Regions from separate parts of the Homo sapiens genome. Here region 1 is linked to region 2. Evidence: read pairs that join two places in POLR2A ChIA-PET (ENCODE). Cell type or tissue: GM12878. All regions are shown on one strand. Region 1 has its middle 8.8 kb from the start of RPS6KA1. Region 2 overlaps ZDHHC18 (zDHHC palmitoyltransferase 18).

The links. Peaks named below come from ENCODE experiments on the same cell type or tissue, not always from the same donor. Only the 100,000 strongest peaks of a DNase experiment are listed, where the experiment ranks them.
Region 1: POLR2A ChIA-PET joins it to region 2 with 5 read pairs; 4 of 35 experiments call an interaction of 5 or more read pairs at or near these places.

The regions. Positions count from the first base shown.
Region 1 is chr1:26,519,682-26,522,181 of GRCh38, reverse strand. It overlaps the pseudogene DPPA2P2. Among named protein-coding and RNA genes, the nearest start is that of RPS6KA1, 8.8 kb to the left of the region's middle. In GM12878, no CTCF peak of the experiment used is centred here; no DNase peak of the experiment used is centred here.
Region 2 is chr1:26,829,821-26,832,320 of GRCh38, reverse strand. The region is part of intron 1 of ZDHHC18 (zDHHC palmitoyltransferase 18); the gene reads right to left. Among named protein-coding and RNA genes, the nearest start is that of ZDHHC18, 4.4 kb to the right of the region's middle. In GM12878, no CTCF peak of the experiment used is centred here; no DNase peak of the experiment used is centred here; H3K4me3 peaks cover 2,264 bases; H3K27ac peaks cover 1,645 bases.

The sequences.
Region 1 (2,500 bases), 310 kb after region 2:
TAAGTTCAGAAAGGGGTCCAGGAGAGCTCAGTGTGCACACAGTGGGTGACAGTGATGGAGCAGTGATGGAGTGATGGAGGGGGCAGAGTCTCTTGTCTGTCTCATCCCTCATCTGAGGAATGGGAATGGTGTCATCCTTCTGCTTGAAATCCTCCTGCGCCTCCCCCATCACACTTCAAACAAATCCAAAGTCTTGGCCAAGTCTGTGAACCCCCCAGGCCCCGGCCCACTCCGTCGGGCACTCTCTCCTACCACTCTGTCCCTCGTTCGCCGCTCTCCTGCCACCGGGTATCTTTGCGGATCACTGGACATGCCTGGTATGCTCCTGTCAGGCTCTGCTCCTGCTATGCCCTCCACCTGGAACATTCTTTCTCCATTTCTCAGGGTTCACTCTCTTACTTCATTCACACCTCTGCTCAAATGTCACCTCCCGGAGAGGACTTTCCTTTTCTTATCTTACCTAAAATAGTTCCCCTTGGCCGGGCGCGGTGGCTCACGCCTATAATCCCAGCACTTTGGGAGCCTGAGGCGGGCGGATCACTTGAGATCAGGAGTTTGAGACCAGCCTGGCCAACATGGTGAATCCCTGTCTCTACTAAAACTACAAAAATCAGCCAGGCATGGTGGCGCGCATGCCTGTTATCCCAGCTTCCTGGGAGGCAGAGGTAGGAGAATCACTTGAACCCAGGAGGCGGAGGTTGCAATGAGCCAAGATTGCGACATTGCACTCCAGCCTGGGTGACAGAGCGAGACTGTCTGAAGAAAAAGAAAAAAAAAGCTCTCCATCAGCTATATAACCTACGTTATCTTTTTATTTTTCATGGCATGCTCTTTACTAGCAATCCTGTTGTTTATTTACCTGTTTGTTTCTCCCACTAGAACAAAGCTCCATGAGGCAGGACTTGTCTGTTTACTGCTGTTTCTCTGGATACATTTGATATATTGTAGGCCCTCAAAATGTACTTGTGAATGGAGCCACACCAACCTGGGCTCTAATCCTGGTCTGGCTACCTCCTAGCTGTGTGACTTTGAGTATTTCGGTTAACCCCTCTGAGCCTCAGTTTGTGCCTTAGAAAACTAGAGGTGGCTATGAGTATTAAGTGAGATCAGGCAATAAAATACCTGTGTGGCACCTGGCACACGATAGGTGCTCCATAGAAATGGTAGGTGACAGCCGGGTGTGGTGGCTCACGCCTGTAATCCCAGCACTTTGGGAAGCCAAGGCAGACAGATCACGAGGTCAGGAGATCGAGACCATCCTGGCTAACACGGTGAAACCCTGTCTCTACTAAAAATACAAAAAATTAGCCGGGCGTGGTGGCGGGCTCCTGTAGTCCCAGCTACTCAGGAGGCTGAGGCAGGAGAATGGTGTGAACCCAGGAGGTGGAGCTTGCAGTCAGCCGAGATTGCACCACTGCACTCCAGCCTGGGCAACAGAGTGAGACTCTGTCTCAAAAAAAAAAAAAAAAAAAAAGAAGAAAATAAATGGTAGGTGACAATCACAGACTTCCTTCCTTCCCTCCAAATTCTTCCCCCTGCAAAGAAGGGAGAGAGCCAGAGATTGGGGCCTGGGGTTCACTGAGTGGGTTCTGCACTTGTGTGCAGCGAAGACATGAGGCCTCAGCCTGGAGGGACTCCCCTGACTGTGGTCAGGGGATGAATGAGAACGAAGCCAAAGAGGGAGTGGTCAAGCCTGGTGAAACCCGTCTCTACTAAAAATACAAAATTAGCCAGGTGTGGTGGTGCACGCCTGTAGTCCCAGAGACTGGGGTCTCACCATGTTTCCCAGGCTGATCTCGAACTCCTGGACTCAAGTGATCTGCCTGCCTGAGCCTCCCAGAGCGCTGGGATTACAGGCATGAGCCATCATGCCAGGCCTAATTTTAAAAAAAATGTATCACCGAATGGACAAGACAGGGGTGTTGCTGAAAATGTCAGACTCAAATTTGGATAGCAGCAAGAAGAATTTCTTTGAGGGGGAAGTAGCTGATGAGGAAAGTGTGATTTTGACATTGCTGCCAGTTAAAGATGACCCAAATATGGAACAAACAGAACCAAGTGTTTCTTCAACTTCTGATGTCAAACTGGAGAAACCTATGAAATACAATCAAGGTCATCTACTTCAAACAAATTAACAATTTACAGCTCCACAAAAAGCTAGATGCAAAATACCAGCTCTTCCCTTGCCGACCATTTTGCCTCCCATTAATAAGGTGTGTTGGGACACTTTGCGGGACTGGTGCCAACAACTCAGTTTGAGTACTAATGGCAAGAAAATCGAAGTTTATCTGAGGGTCCATAGGCCTGCTTACCCTGAACAACAGCAAGATATGCCTGAAATGTCACAAGAGACCAGATTACAGCGGTGTTCAAGGAAACACAAGGCAGTGACCAAGAGAGCAAGGCTTCAGAAAACTTATGAGATGAATGAGAGAGCAGAAGAGACGAATACAGTCGAAGTGATAACTTCAGCGCAGGGAGCCATGTTGGCATCAAGGGC
Region 2 (2,500 bases):
GAGGCAGAGGCACAGCTCCTTGATGAGTGCAGCCACTCCCCAATAAGTACCGGGAACAGACATCACTAATTGATCCTTGTGATATACTTTCCTCCAGAGCACATGGCAGATGTGTCCAATAGATCCCAGCACTCCTAACCTCTGCATCCAGAGAATCCCTCTACACACAGAGCTTCAGGCAGACACTAGTGGACTGTCACCTGAGACAAACCATCCTGCAGTGTTCATTCACTCATTCATTCACTCACTCAGTCCACAAATATTTACTGAGGTCTTCTCTGTGGCAGGCAACACCTTCAATAAGCAGCAGGAATAATGACGACGGATAAGACAAGAGTCCCTCCCCCTTGTGGCTTATGGTCTAGTGGGGAAAACAAGACATGTAAACAGGGAATTGCCACACAGGGTGATGTGTGCTCTAGTGGGGGAGGGGAACGCAGTAGCACAGTCAGGAAAGGCAACCTGAAGGAGACAATCCTAAGCTCCAACCTGAAGAATGAGTAGAGGGCTGGGGGAACTGCATGGTCCAGCCACTGTCACTGTGACCCAAGGTAGGCAGGTATCCCCAAGGCAGTGCTTTCAGACCCCCTGACCCTGGCTGCCTCAGAGAATAGCCTGTGCCTGCTGAATGGTCATGCCTCTGTCCCCCAGGGAGGCTGCCTACCACAGCCCTCTTCAAGCTCCCTCCTCCATCTTAGGGCTAGAACATTCTAGAAGTTCTGGACACTGGTGGGAGAATGGCTTCATGATAGTGAAGCTATCAGGGCTCTCTCTCTATGGCCAATCCTCTCTGTTGTCACCTCACTGTCCACCCAGAAGCCAGAGCCACTTTTGGAAATGTCAATCAGATCATGTCATTTCCCTGCTTAAAACCTCCCAATTGCTTTCCATATAGTTTGAATACAATCCAAACTCCCTACCATGGCCTTCTAGGCCAGGCATGATCTGGGCCCTACTGAGGACTTCAGCCTCATTCTACAAAACTCTCGTCTTGCTCCTGCTCCTCCCATCACAATAGCCCATGACAGTTCCTATAACAAGCCTGGCTCTCTCCTACCTCAGGGCCTTTGCACTTGCTGTTCCTTTTCTCAGATTCCTCTTCCCTCCTCAGAAGGACCTACCTTGACAACTCTGTACACAGTGAACTTCAATGCTCTTTCTTTCCTGTATAACATTTAGTATAGATTTCAGCTACTTGTCTATGTGATGGCTATTTTTCTCTCACTAAAACATAAGCTTGGCCAGGCGCAGTGGCTCACGCCTGCAATCCCAGCACTTTGGGAGGCTGAGGTGGGCGGATACCTGAGGTCAGGAGTTCGAGACCAGCCTGACCAATAAGATGAAACCCCATCTCTAATAAAAACAGAAAAATTAGCAGGGTGTGGTAGCATGTGCCTGTAATCCCAGCTACTCAGGAGGCTGAGACAGGAGAATCACTTGAACCCGGGAGGCAGAGGTTGCAGTGAGCCGAGATCGTGCCATTGCACTCCAGCCTAGGCAACAAGAGCAAAACTCTATCTCAACAACAACAACAACAACAACAACAACAAACAAACATAAAAAAACATAAGCTCCTCTGTGGGTATAGACTATGTTCTCTTGTTCAGCTTTATATTTCCAGCACACTGCACAGCACCTGGCACCAAGGACGTACCCGGTAAATAACTGCTGCCAGGGGACAGAAAAATAGCTACCATCTTTTGAAGGCTTACTATGTGCCAGACACTGCCCTAATTAATAAACTACTGTTAGCAACATCCAAAGTACAGATAGTTACTGTGCTATGTACAGATAGTTACTGTACTATGTAGATAGTTACTGTACTATCTACAGATAGTTACTGTACTACTGTACCTGGATGGGCCAGGTACCAGGCTAAGCAGTTCCTGTGTACTTTCTCATCAAATCCTCACTGGGACCCTGTGAAGTTATGCTCCCCACTTTACAGATGAAGAAACTAGAGCTCAGAGAGTTTAAGTAATCTGCCCAAGGTCACATGGCTCAGGAGTGCTAAAGTGGGACCCAAGCCAGGTCTGACTTTGAGGTTCATACTTTTAACCATCACCCCATAGCCAGAGTAGCACCTGATCAGGTAAGGAGATGACGGGGCCCTGGGAGGCCTGAGATCAACCAAGCTTCCAGGAGTGGCACAGTAGGCACACACCTGTGGGCACCTGCATGCTGCTTCTGAAGTCTCCGTCATCAGATGCTCTGGCCTTCAGAGAAGCCCTTCCCCTGAGGAGCAGACTGCCAAGGCCAAGGGCTCCCAGTGGGTCACACTCTGCTCCATACATCTCAATGGTTTCTGGGTCTGACCCTCAAACAGAACCAGTGGGCGCTCAGTGTCACCCACATGGCAATGAATCCAGTTCATATGCAATCAGACTTGTGTGGGGGGACAGAGAAGACTTGAAATCTAAGACTTGTAGAGCCTGCAGGAACCACCAAGTCCTAGCCTCCTGATTTGCCAGAGGCTAACAGCTCTCCCAGGCCCACAGCT